3 separate regions of the Homo sapiens genome follow, and regions 2 and 3 are each linked to region 1. Evidence: chromatin contacts called from ENCODE Hi-C or POLR2A ChIA-PET data. All regions are on one chromosome and are shown on one strand. Each heading gives the region's core, a stretch centred on a gene start or an enhancer-like site at or near the end of the contact. The rest is flanking DNA. Distances are from core to core; before and after follow the strand shown.

Region 1 (4,612 bases), core at 1,398-3,897:
GCCAGGATGGTCTCGATCTCCTGACCTCGTGATCCACCCGTCTCAGCCTCCCAAAGTGCTGGGATTACAGGCGTGAGCCACCGCGCCCGGCCAGGGCCTACAAGTTCTTAGGGAAAAGAAAGTTGTGACAGAAGAGACCAAGGACACCAGGCTGCCTACCAAAGAGCCCTGCAAGGGGCCCCAGCAGGGCCAGCACAGCACCTACTGCAAGAACAGGGCAGCACCAAGGGTCTCATGCTCATGTTCATTCATCCATTCAACAAATGTTCACTAGGTGGCTTCTGGCGGGAGGCAAGATTCAGGAGGGACAGAGTGGGGCAGGGGCGAGGAGACAACAGGGAACCCCAGGGCTCCTCCAGCAGGAGAAGCAACACAACCCAAGTGACATACTGGGACATTTATCCAAGGCTGTGGAGGAAGGTAGACTAGAGGGGATGCTGGGGGCAGGGAGCCCAGCAGGAGGCTCCCCTGAAGCTGGGCACACCTGCTGCCCCTCCTGCCTCCTTTCCTCTCAAGGCCCCAGCCAACCCACAGGACCACCCCCAGGGGCCCACTGGGGCCCTAGTATTTCCCCCTCCCCCAGCCTGCAGGCTCCAGGGATGAGTGCCCACACTTGGCCTTCCCTCCACAACATCTACCGCCACAGGCTTCCCTGGCTTCAAATAAATATCCTAGGCCGGGCCCGGTGGCTCACTCCTGTAATCCCAGCACTTTGGGAGGCCGAGGCAGGTGGATCACCAGAGGTCAGGAGTTCGAGACCAGCCTGGCCAAATGGTGAAACCTCGTCTCTACTAAAAATACAAAAATTAGCGGGGTGTGGTGGCACACACCTGAAATCCCAGCTACTAGGGAGGCTGAGGCAGGAGAATTGCTTGAACCTGGGAGGTGGAGGTTGCAGTGAGCTCAGATCACGCCACTGCACTCCAGCCTGGGCAACAGAGTGAGACTCTGTCTCAAAAAAAAAAAAAAAAAAGTAAATATCCTTAGCCAAGCGTGGTGGTGGGCGCCTGTAATCCCAGCTACTGGGGAGGCTGAGGCAGGAAAATCGCTTGAACCTGGGAGGCGGAGGTTGCAGTGAGCTGAGTTCACGCCATTGCACTTCAGCCTGGATGTCACAGTGACACTCCATCTCAAAAAAATAATAGGCCGGGTGCGGTGGCTCACGCCTGTAATCCCAGCACTTTGGGAGGCCGAGGTGGGCGGATCACGAGGTCAGGAGATCAAGACCATCCTGGCTAACACGATGAAACCTTGTCTCTACTAAAAATACAAAAATTAGCCGGGTGTGGTGGCGGGCGCCTGTAGTCCCAGCTACACGGGAGGCTGAGGCAGGAGAATGGCGTAAACCCAGGAGGCGGAGCGTGCAGTAAGCCAAGATCGTGCCACTGCACTCCAGCCTAGGCGACAGAGCGAGACTCTGACTCAAAAAAATAAAATAAAATAAAATAATAATAATAACAAATAGGGCCAGGGCTTGGCGCGGTGGCTCACGCCTGTAATCCTAGCACTTTGGGAGGCGGAGGCGGGTGGATCACGAGGTCAGGAGATCGAGACCATCCTGGCTAACATGGTGAAACCCCGTCTCTACTAAAAATACAAACAATTAGCCGGGCGGGGTGGCAGGTGCCTGTAGTCCCAGCTACTAGGGAGGCTGAGGCAGGAGAATGGTGTCAACCTGGGGAGGCGGAGCTTGCAGTGAGCCGAGATTGTGCCACTGCCCTCCAGCCTGGGCAACAGAGTGAGACTCCATCTCAAAAAATAAAATAAAAATAAATAAATAAATAAAATAAAATAAATAAATAAATAGAGCCAGGCGCAGTGGCTCATGCCTGTAATCCCAGCACTTTGGGAGGCTAAGGTGGGTGGATCACAAGGTCAGGAGATCGAGACCATCCTGGCTAACATGGTGAAACCTGGTCTCTACTAAAAACACAAAAAATTAGCCGGGCGTGGTGGCAGGCGCCTGTAGTCCCAGTTACTTGGGAGGCTCAGGCAGGAAAATGGCGTGAACCCGGGAGGCAGAGCTTGCAGTGAGCCGAGATCGCGCCACTGCACTCCAGCCTGGGCGACAGAGTGAGACTCTGTCTCAAAAAAAAAATAATAATAATAAATAAATAAATACCCCCCCCCAAAATAAATAAATAAATATCCTGAAGCCCCCTCAGCCACTGCCCCTTTCCCCTATGGCCTCACCTTGCCAAAATTGAGGAGCAGGTGGCCCAACCTGGTTCTGGGGACAGAGCAGGGCCTCCAAATCACCACCCAAGTTTGAATCCCACTTTGCCATTTTCCATATCTGGGGCCTGGGTAAGTTATGTCCCCAGTCTACACGTGGGGAAACTGAGACTCAGGGACATGAAATCTTTGACCAGTGTCACACAGTGAAGGTGGAGCTGGTATTTGAACCTGGCAGCCTGATGCCCCCAAGCAATGGCCCTCATGGTGTACTGTACTCGGAGCCTCATACACCAGCTTCACCTTCCAAAAGCAACATCCGGGACAGGCTGACAAGCCCGGGACGCACAGCCACCACACGGGGGCTGGAAAAGCCACAGTAAGCCCTGGGGCCGGGCTAGCCAGGGAGGCAGAGGAGCCGTGCCCGCTCTGGCCACAGGGCGCCGCTGTGGCTCTGAGTGGTGGCCACGCCCCAGCCTCCTGCAGAGTTGGGAGTGACTCACACAAGGCAGTGGAAGCCTGGGACATTCTGTGGCTTCCCCTGGGACACTCCAGCCTCCCAAATTCCCCAGTCAGTAGACAGTTCCCCTGCCACCATCCCCACAGTCTGGAGGGGCTGTGTGTGCAGGGACAGCCCCAGATCAGAGACATGGATGGAAGCCCAGCCCCGTCACCAACAGCCAAGTCCCTTGACCTCTCTGGCCCTCCACTTCCCATCTGTCAAGATGGCCCTTGCCCAGGGCTGGCACCATGCCTGAGCCATAAGAAAGTGGTCAAAAGCTTTGGCTCCCAACTCTGGAATCTCCATAGTCCTGGGGTCTCTGCCTGCAGCTGCGGTTCACTGCATTCCACGGTCACAGGGCGTGTGAGGAGCCCTCCTCACCAAACCCCAACTCGGCCACATGGTAACCATCAGCCATCAGCCCTTCAGAGGGTACAGAGTCCACGTCCACTGTCTCCTGGTCCCAAGAACACCCGAGGACGTGGGGACCTTCATTCCCATCTTACACCTGAAGCCACTGAGGCTCAGTGAGGCTAAGAATCCTGCCCAAGGTCACACAGCAAGTTAGTGGCAGAAGAAGGAACAGTCTGACCCACGCACAAAACAGGCTGGGCTGGTCCTGGGCCTGATCTTCATTCACTGAGAGCCTGTCATCCCTGGTCCCTCGGACGTCCACACCCTACACTGTCTGTGCGGTTCCTTCTCCTACCACAGCCCCAGCCAGCTTACTGCCTGTTACAGTCTCTCCCATCCTTGGGGGTGACCCAGACAGCCCTGCCCCGCACCTCCTCCTCTGGCCCTGTCCCCAGTCTGCCTGTGCATCCTACTGGGGTTTTGTCTGCCCGCTCCCCCACTCCTCCGTGTCACCAGGCCCCAGGGCAGGTGCCAGGGGAGTGCCAGTGGCTGCACTCACCTGGCTTATTGAGGAGGCACCGGAGCTCATACTCGACATCAGCCTGGCGCTGCTCCAGGTTCTGCTGCTTGAAGCTAGGGGTGGGAATAAGGTGACTCTTAACAATTCTGCCCGAGCCCCGGCTGCCCTGCCCTGCGCTGTTACTGATGAGGGAAGAGGGTAAGGGTTCTCCATTCTAAGCTCTACGGATTCCAGGGAGGGATGCCCCAGGCGGGGGGACTCACACATAGATGAGCTCGGACTCTCGCCGCACCAGTAGGTGCTTCTCGTGGATGAGCTTGAACCAGTCCACCAGCATGTCATCCTCACGGCCCTCTGGAAGCCAGATACCCACTGAGGCCAGGGCTGGCTGCCATGCCTGGCTCAGTTCCCCGGGGAATAGAGGCTCCTGCCCCCAGCCCCACCCAGCAGGCCCTCCCAGCCGCTCCCGCACCATTCAGGCCGCCACGCAGCTTCTCCTCCAGCAGCACCCCACGGTGCTCCAGGGCATCCAGCCGGCGCTCAATGGTATCCATCTCTCCATGGATGTCCTCCTCAGGGATGTACTGGTCAGCCTGGACCTGCCCAACAGTGCCTGGTCACCTGACGGCCTGCCTGGTTGCTGCCAGGAGCCTTGCCCTCTTCTCTGGCCAGCATTGGCCACTGGTGGCTCCAGGGCCCGGGCCCTGTCCCCCACCCCAGCATGGTAAGAAGGCAGGGTCCCAGTGGGGAAGGGGCCAGTGTGGGGACAGCCACAACCCTGCATGCCACTGGTCCCAGCACCAACAGACACTCCAGAAGGTGGCATGACTCCCTGCCCTTCACGGAAACGCCTCCTCTCTGCCACTCCAGAAAGGGTATCACAATGTCAGTGAGAGTGACCTTATTACAGAGATAAACTTGAGAACACTCTAATCAGCTTAAGTAGCAGTGTTATCATGAGTGCTTGATACTTGAACTTGTTAGTAACAAATTAAATGCACCACCCACTGCTTTTGGTGGTGAAGGGCTGATCTGCTCCAAATCCCTCCAGGCTGCAAGCT
Region 2 (4,001 bases), core at 4-2,503, 66 kb before region 1:
GCAGGCACGGTCGAGAGCCTGCCATGGCCCATGTGTTACCGTTCTTGAGCCTTGCAACAACTCATGAATAAATTCTATTATCCCTGTTTTACAGATTAGGAAACTGAGGCTGAGAGAGGGGAACTAGCTTGCAAGTAAGAGGCCACAGGGCAAAGAAGGGCTCTCAGGAGTGTTGACTCTAGTCCTTCTCTAACCTCTCTCAACCCCTCCTCTCAGTGGTGCTGCACCCATGCCAGCCGCCACTCCTTACTTGCTCCTTTTCCTACCCTCTGCTTCCAGGCAAGACGCAGATGTCATCTCCGTTCATACCCTTCATCTTGCCTCAACATCATCACCCCATTCCATCCCATAAACACTTCCTGAGTTCCTACTATGTGCCAAGCGCTGTGCTGAGAACTGGAATGAAAATAATGAATGCCAAGGTCACCAGGCTATGAGCTCCGAGGGCAGGGACAGAGCCCACAGCAGAGTTGGTGGGTCCTCATCAGCCCCTGTGAAGTGCCTGTGGTCTCCATATGTTCCCAAAGGAAGCTGGTTTCACTTTGAGCATGTTGGAGAATGTTATTTCAAACACCTTACACCTCCAAAGCCAGGCAGGGAGCCCTGGGCTGCCCCTCCTCAATGGTGTTGGCTTATTCCTCTGGGTGGGGCCTGTGTCCAGCAGCCCCTGGGCTGGTGACACCAACCACCCTAGTGCCCTGCACAGACTGCAGAGGAACACAGGGTCAGCACCATCTCGAGGGGCCCAAAGCCACCCTCCTGATAACCCCCCATATTTGGAAAGCACTTTAGTTTGCAAAAGGCTCCACCTTCTTTCTCCGTGTGTCCTCTCCCCACCCCAGCTATAAGTAAGGAATTTTCCCAGCCCACTTGGCCCCTAGCATCCAAGTTTGGGCAAGAACCCAGGAGTCCAGACTCCTAGCCCAATGTAGAAGAGCCTGCCAACTCTGTTTACTCCACAGTGCCCCAGAAAGGCCCTCTCTTTTCTAGACCTCAGCTCCCTGTCAGTACAATAAGAAGGTCCGGCTGGACAACCGCTAAGCTCCCTTCAGGCTTTAGCATGCCAGAGTCTACCGTGGGGGCGCAGGTGGCCAACTCCCAGGGGAGGAACCGAGGCCAGTGGCTGCACACACTGTGCCTGCACCATGCCGTCAGGGGAGGCATCATGTTCCGGCAGGACCAGCAGGATGAGTCACCAGATATGGAAATGACGCTGGCACACAGGAGGTCTGGGGGCCAATAAGCTCACCCTCGCCAAAACCACAGCTGAGGAGGAACAGTGCTGGGATCCCTGCGATTCGCCTAGCGGGCACAGGCTGCCAGGTGCAGATCCAGGCAGTCAAATGGTGTGCACAGTGTGCCTTCCAGCCCAAGGGTAGTGGAGGCTGCCCAGCCCTCCAATAACAATAATCATCACAATAAAAATAACAACACACAGTGGTTGGCTATTGTGTCGGGCACTTGACACCTGTTACCTTCTCTTACCTCTGAACCTGCCAGTTATGACATGACCCATTTTCAAGAGGAAACCCCGGGGCTCAGAGAGACAAAGGAGCTCTGCCCAGGTCACAGGGCCAAGGAGTGGGGCACCCTGCTCTGACTGCCCCAAAGCCCTCATCCTCCGCACCCCACTGCCTCTGCGTCCCACAGAGTCTAGGCTCATTTCGGCTCGGTGGCCAGCCTGAGGCCCTGGGGAGGGGAAGGGGTGTCAGGACGCCCAGGTGCAGATGACCTGGGAGGATTCTGACTCAGCCCCACAACTGGAGCAGGAGAGCACCACACCCTCCTAGGCCTCCTGGAGCCTCGCCAAGGCCTTCCTTAGGGTATGACATTCGGATGTCAGGAGACCTGCTGGTCCTCAGTGACCACAGGCCAGGCTGAGGCTGCCACAGGGGCCTGAGCTGACGAGGAAGGCTGAGCCCCCTGTGATGGCCGACAAGCTCCAGCATCCCCACACGCAGGCGGCCAAAGGTGCCTGCAGCCACCCGGTAGAAATGTGTCTGAACTGGGCCTGGAGCCAGGCAAGTGGGGCTCCTGGATCCTGGGACAGAGGGTACAACTCAGGACCCCAGGCTGGCACTCCACAGCACCATCCCCAGGGCATTTCCCACAAGGAGCACCTGGATCTCTCAGCAAAGATGGGGGCAGACTGGGAGAGCCCAGGAACTCAGGGCCAGCTGCCCAGCAGGCCCACCTCGGGGTAGAGGGTACGGCCGTCTGGGAATGAGGGAAGACAGAAGGGGGAGGCCCTGGGTGAGGGAATGACAGGAGGGGGTCTTCATCTTGTGTAGGGACGGGGGCGCATCTGTGGTGAAAAGCAGGACCCATCTTGGGGCGGCGGGTCCTCCTACCAGGGCGGGCTCCTGTACCAGCCAGACCCTAATGCCCTGCCTTTGACATCTCCGTCTCAGCCCCCACCACACCTCTCCTCTCCTCTCCTCTCCTCTCCTCTCCCTCTCTCTCTCCCTCTCACATTCCTCTGGGAGTCGATCAGTGCTTGAGTGACACCCCAGATGACTCTTTGCTATTAATTCCCACACACAGAATGGGCCCCTTGTTCTCTTCTCTCGGAGGAATGGCCGTGGCCAAAGCCATCCCAAGAGTCCCTGACTTAACCCTTCTCCTGGCCGGTCCTCTGCACATCCCACGCCCAGGGCCACAGGGCCAGCAGTAGGGAGGGTGCAGAGAGGGAGTCTGGAAGGAACAGGGGCTCCTTCCAGCCCACAGCCCCTGGAATAAAGTCCCCAGGGTGGGACAGCAGGACCACCCCAACCTGCCCAGGGAGCCTGACAGCAACTCCTCACCTGAGGTTCTCACCAGGCCCTGGAAGTCAGAAGGCCTGTCCAGATGTAAGTGTGAGGCCCAGGGTCCACAGCCTCCCCAGGGCCAGCCTGATGTCTCTGGACCCCAGGGAGGCCCCTTCAAGGGGCAGGTGGAAGGCTCAGACCCTCGGCCCGGCCCTGGCCTTGAGGGAGTTAACACGGACTGGAGGCAGGACACCACCTGTCAGGGCAGGTCTCTGAGGAGAGATGAGGCGGCCATGGCCTCTTTTGATCACAGGATAAATTGCTCCGTTGAGTAAAAGCCCAACATCCCCTCATTCCCTGCCCCTGCCCCACCCCCAATCGACCAGAGGCGGGAAGGAAAGGCTTAGACAATGAGAGAGAGGGAAGAGCTTGTGAGGAGAAACTGAGGCCCCGGGAGGGGAAGAACATACCCCTCCACTCCCACTTCCCACCCTCTCCCTGCCTCTTCCCCAATTCCACAAGCCGTCTTGGCTCTCTGGGCGCTGGAAAGCTCTCACCGGAAGGGGACACAAACACCTGCTCTTCCATCAATCTGGGCAACCCTGGCTCTCGCGCCAGGAGATGGTACAAATCCTGCGGTCCATGACTCTGTGAGGGTCGTGTCCTAGGGAGGCTCGGACGCATCCTTACCTCCTGCCTGTCCCCCCTCGACAGACGGTGAGCTGTGGGCTCACAGGAGGTGAGGTCCCTGGGACAGCCAGAGAAAGGGCCCCGGGGCAGTCTCAGGGAAGCTGGAAATGGGAAGAGGGAGATGCGGAGCTGGGCACAGGCACGAGGGAGGGGCAGGGTGACCCAGGGCATGCAGGGGACAGAGCCGGGTGTCCTGGGGAAGGTAGGCTGGAGCCAGGTGGGGAAGACTGCAGGTTGCCACAAGCCTTGGCTTCTCTAACTTGTCAGCTCTCCCCATCTCTGTCATTTTCCCAGGGTCCTCCCCACATTTACAGAGGCAGGGCAGATGAGAGGTGGCACAGGACAGAGACAGAGAAATTCATGGAGGGAGGGACAGAGAGAACGCATCAGGGAGAGAAAAACAGGGAGAGACAGAGACAGGGCTGGAGAGAGACAGGGAGCCAGGGCAGGAGGGCCAGGACAAGAAGGACACCAAGAGGCAGGAGCGACCAACTGTGGGATGTGGGGTCAAAATTAAAAAGCTTCCCAGAGAGAGGAGGCTGGGGACAGAAAGAGGAGAAGGAG
Region 3 (4,502 bases), core at 1,784-4,283, 100 kb before region 1:
AACATAACATAAGGTTGCTCATTAGCAGAATAAAAAGGTCAGTCCTTCCTTCCTTCCACAAACACTGATTGAGCAGTGGCCATGTGCCCAGCTCTGGGGCTACAGCAGTGGACATAACAGACCAGCTTACCCTCACGGAGCAGATATTCTCCTCTCTCCTCAGGAAGATGCATAGTATACAAGTAAACCTACAAGCTAACATCAGGCAGCCATGAGTTCCAGAATAAAAAACAAAGCAGGGTAAACGTGAAGAGAGATGGGAGGGGTGTTATGTTAGACATGGTGGTCAGAGAAGACCCCTGCAAGAGTATGACCTTTGACAAAGATCTGAAAGAAGAGAGGAAGGATGTCTGGGGAAAGAATGTTCCAGCCGGTGGCAACAGCACAAAAGGCCTGAGAGGGAATGTGCTGTTGAGTTTAGGAACAGCCAGGAGGCCAGTGTGTGGGAAAAGGAGTCAGACACGTGGGGTTGGAGGGCCCAGCTCTGAACGCTGGGGGAAGGCTAGGCATGAGGGGCCCGTTGGGGCTTTAAGCAGGGGATGGTGTGGTCTGAACTCCATCGCAACAGGACTCTCTGGAGGTCAAGGTCAGAAACTGAGAGACCCACAGTTCTTGGCCGCAGCCCTCCTTACCCCGTCTCCCATCCCTTGCAGCCACTCCTCCCCGGTTGCCCACCCCTCCTAAATGAGATCCAAATCATTCTTTCAGTAAGTGTTTACTGAGCATCTAGTATGTGCTAAGAATGGGCCTGCTCCTCTAGGACAGGTTCCTAAGGAGAGCAGCCTTGCCCATGAGGGCGGTTCACTAATGGGGGCTTCCAGGCCCCTGAAGGGGAAAGTTGCCTGTGGACTTCCTGGTTGCACAGAAGGAAGCCTCTCCTTCGGGGAATTTTTAAAGCTTCTCAAAGGACTCTGAGGACATTCCCTGCCCCACCAGCCTCATGGTGCCGTGACATCAGCAAATGGCCTAGAAAAGCAGGGGCTCGGCTGGGTGCGGTGGCTCACACCTGTAATCCCAGCACTTTGGGAGGCTGAGGCAGGTGGATCACCTGAGGTCAGGGGCTCGAGACCAGCCTGGTCAACATGGCAAAACCCCGTCTCTACTAAAAATACAAAAACTTAGCCAGGTGCAGTGGCAGACGCCTGTAATCCCAGCTACTTGGGAGGCTGAGGCAGGAGAATTGCTTGAACCCGGGAGGCGGAGGTTGCATTGAGCCAAGATCCTGCCACTGCACTCCAGCCTGCGCAACAGATCGAGACTCTGTCTCAAAAAAAAAAAAAAGAAAAGCAGGGGCTCAGTGCCTCACCTCTGACCTCAGGCTGGTTCCTGGCCTCCCAGGGCCTCAGTTTCCTCATCAGTAAAACCACACCCACCCTGGAGCTTTGTGGGTTCATCAAAAGAAGGCAGCTTGCCCTTTGGGGGCAGGAAGGGGGCTCTGAGACGTGAGGCTGCAACTCATGGTCACCCAGCTGGGAAGGGGCAGCACCTCCCACCCGCTCCCGCCAGGGCTTCCCCTCCTCTTCTGCTGTTCCCAGTGGCCCGGCGGGTGCCTCAGTTCAGCCATGGTTATGAAGCAGATGCATATGAAGTGCCTGCGGGTGTCAGGCAGCACCTGGAGAGTGAGGTGGGGCAGTCATGCAGAAAGTGGTGATAGTAGCAGGAGGTTTCAGATGGCAGAGAGGCCGGTGGGCAGGAGAGGGAGGCTGCATGGCCCCGAGGACACGAGCAGGATAGACCGAGGGATTGCAAATGAACAGAAAAGAAACGTGCTCCTGCCAGGCCCCCTGCCCTGGGAAGGGAAGAGAGCGACCCCTGATTCCCACTTGCCCCACTGACTTGCTCTAGACCGTTGGGCAGCAGCCCCTTGGCCTGTTAGGCCTCAGCATCCTCATCTGTCAAATGGGCTTATCCCTCTCGTCCCATAGGATGGTGCTGAGAATCAGGCAAGGTGAGGGGTATGCACACACCACACTGGATGTAAAGGCCTCGGAGGCGCCTGTTGTTAACAGTTAATGGGCTCCAGATGTGCACCATTTACAGAATAACCCACCATGGTGAGTTTGTGCCACAGGCGATGCCACAGAAGGGTGTGAGACCGAGAGAGAGAGACACACACAGGGGGAGAGAGAGAGATGGCTATGGCAGAGAGCAGGGAAGGCTTCCTGGAAGAAGCAAGACCTACACTATGTGTGTTATGGAGGGATGGGCAGGATTTGCAGAGGCCAAGAGGTGTGGGGAGAGCTTAGGTGGAAGGACCAGCACAAGGGAATCTGCTTGGGGAGTGGGGAGGGATGTCAGCCCCCTGGCTAGCAAGGTGGGGTGGGGAGGCTGGGGTGGGATCCTGGAAAGCCCCAGCTCGTCCTAGGCCACGGCCCCAGGTCTCACCTCCCACCACTCCCAGCCCTGGGCCGAAAGCTCCCAACTGGTTTCTCCTCTGGCCTCTGCTCAAGCCCTGCCCCCACCTCCAGTGCGCTCTGTGTCTCTGCTGGCTGCTTCTGACTCATTGTTCCGAGCTGCGCAGGCACAACCCCCTCCAGAAAGCCCAGGCTGACAGGTCTCCCCTGGGATTAGTTCATTCTGTCCCAAGGGGAAGCTGCTATTATTATCCCCATTTTACAGAGGGGGACATTGAGGCTCAGAGAGGGGTCCAGGGCTGCACGGCTGGTGTCAGCGCTGGGATTTCAACTCCAAGTGGCCTGGCTCTCCTTTGAGCTCTTGGCTGCCTCCGCACCCCGCCCCATGCTGGGCACTTCGGTCTCCTTAGAGCTGGTGCAGGAGGTCGCTGGTTTTGCATTATCCCCTCCCCCGCTTCTTGGAGGAGGAAGCTGGAGCCCAGAGAAGGGTTGGGACCTGCCTGCCGCCACGTGGCCAGGAAGTGGCCGAGCAGATTCTGAAGCCAGGAGTGGCTGACCCCACTCCTCTGTGACAGGCCTGGGGAAGCTGCCAGGCCTGGGACGCAGGGGTGCATGGAAGGGAAGAGGCTGTGGCCCGAGGCCCAGTGAGAGCCCAGTGCAGCCCTGGAAGGCGGAAAAGACAACTAGTGGGGATGAGGAGCAGCGTGGACAGGCCCAAGGAGCTGGGGGACAGATGGTGGTGGTGAGGCAGCAAGGCTGAAACGGTGGGAGTAGAGGAAGCAGAAGGGGAGGCGGAAGGAGCTGACAAGGGGAGTCGGGAGGACACCAAGGGGCCATGCCAAGCCCTAGGTTTTGGGGCACTCCTGCCCTGTCCGGGTTCGGCCCCAGCCACTTGACCCCTGGGATGGTGCAGGGAATAGGGGTCAGCGGCGGTCACAACCTCTCTTGACTCCCAGAATCAAAGGGGTTGGGGCCCCAAGTGAGCAGCAAACTTAGAGTCAGCATGGGTCATGAGGAGTCGCCCAGTGCCCTCGTCCACGTCACACCCTCTCCCAGCGAGCACAGGACAGAAGCCTCGAGGCCCTTCCACGGGCACTGTCGTCAGTCAGTGGAGTCACATGGGGGGCAGGCAGCGGGGCCGTGGCGCCTTCCGGTGGCTTCCCCACATCCACCCCTCCCCTCAGGATCCTGCCACCGCTCTTGGAAAACAACTGAGGAAATCAAGTGGAAACACAAATCCGCCACCCAGTCCCTCCCGCTCCGCCGGGGCCAGATCCCATCCCCCAACCCCCACTGCACTGGGGGAGCAGGCTTGGCCTCAGAGGCTGTGCCAGCCCAGCAGGGCTTGCCTTGGCGAGGCTCTGTGGGCACTGGTGATTGGTCCTGGAGTTCCCAGCAGCTGGGCCTGTCTGTCGCCCCATCTGGTCCTACAGAACCAGCCCTACCCCAGAGGGACTGGGTAACCAGGCTTGAACCCCGCTGCAACCTCTAGACTCTGGGATCTGGGGCCAGGGAAATTCCAGCCCTGGCTCTACCAGAGCCTAGCAGGCCGCCCTGGACAAGCGCTTTCTCTCTGTAGGTCTCAAGAGTCCTCATCTGTAAAATGGGAGAGATAAGCCATGCCCCGTCCACCTGAAAAGGCTGGCGAAGAAAGACAGGGCAACTAGGGAGGACAGCTCTGTGCAAAATCTCAAGATTTTGTCCACTTCCTTTTTTTTTTAATTTTCTTTTTTCTTTCTTTTTTTTTTAAGACAGGGTCTCACTCTGGGGCCCAGGCTGGAGTGCGGTATCATGATCACAACTCACTGCAGCCTCAACCTCCTGGGCTCAAAGATGGCTCACAGATGGCTGCTTTGATGTTTACAAGGAGGTGTTGCGTCACAGGTTGGGAGGTCATGAATTATGTCATGCTCCATGTGGGGGACATGAATTATGTCATGCTCCGTGTGGGGGACATGAATTATGGACGGCAGTAAGGGATTCCAGAGGCAGCTCACCAGTGGCCCACGGAGCCCTTCTCAGCTTGGCCTCCCCACCTCCCACCGTGGCCACCCCTCCTGCCCCTGCAGGCCTTCATAACTGCGCATCCAGGCAGCTTCCTTGCTGAAGCACCCTCTCCGCAGAACTCCTGCTCATTCCTCAAGACCC

Evidence for each region. Hi-C counts contacts between places; a loop is a spot of excess contacts on that map. ChIA-PET counts read pairs that join two places held with the same protein, here RNA polymerase II (POLR2A). Pooled maps may share reads with other maps.
Region 2: a loop to region 1 is called in a pooled map, with 2.2 times the contacts of the local background. The contact joins two enhancer-like sites. A Hi-C loop is called at or near these places in 1 of 50 pooled maps. POLR2A ChIA-PET finds 5 or more read pairs at or near these places in 4 of 52 experiments (AG04450, H1, HEK293T and 1 more).
Region 3: a loop to region 1 is called in a pooled map, with 2.2 times the contacts of the local background. The contact joins the promoter of POLR2F-AS1 here to the enhancer-like site in region 1. A Hi-C loop is called at or near these places in 1 of 50 pooled maps. POLR2A ChIA-PET finds 5 or more read pairs at or near these places in 3 of 52 experiments (Caco-2, HEK293T and activated CD8-positive, alpha-beta memory T cell).

Annotation. Positions count from the first base shown.
Region 1 is chr22:37,932,091-37,936,702 of GRCh38, reverse strand. MICALL1 (MICAL like 1) reads right to left here. Exons shown (of 16, transcript NM_033386.4): 11 at 4,024-4,150; 12 at 3,815-3,905; 13 at 3,591-3,664. Among named protein-coding and RNA genes, the nearest start is that of C22orf23, 19 kb to the left of the region's middle. RefSeq lists enhancers at 2,067-2,868, 2,869-3,671. Within about 2 kb of position 2,647, at least 23 of the 41 ENCODE cell types and tissues checked have a DNase peak (open chromatin) inside an H3K27ac peak, as active enhancers do.
Region 2 is chr22:37,997,288-38,001,288 of GRCh38, reverse strand. It overlaps a transcript of POLR2F not described here. Among named protein-coding and RNA genes, the nearest start is that of MIR4534, 10 kb to the right of the region's middle. RefSeq lists a silencer at 2,413-2,707 and an enhancer at 2,097-2,951. Within about 2 kb of position 1,253, at least 8 of the 41 ENCODE cell types and tissues checked have a DNase peak (open chromatin) inside an H3K27ac peak, as active enhancers do.
Region 3 is chr22:38,032,759-38,037,260 of GRCh38, reverse strand. POLR2F-AS1 (POLR2F antisense RNA 1) reads left to right here and starts at 3,033. Exons shown (of 2, transcript NR_199596.1): 1 at 3,033-3,096; 2 at 4,106-4,502. It also overlaps a transcript of POLR2F not described here. RefSeq lists enhancers at 2,368-2,457, 2,753-4,028.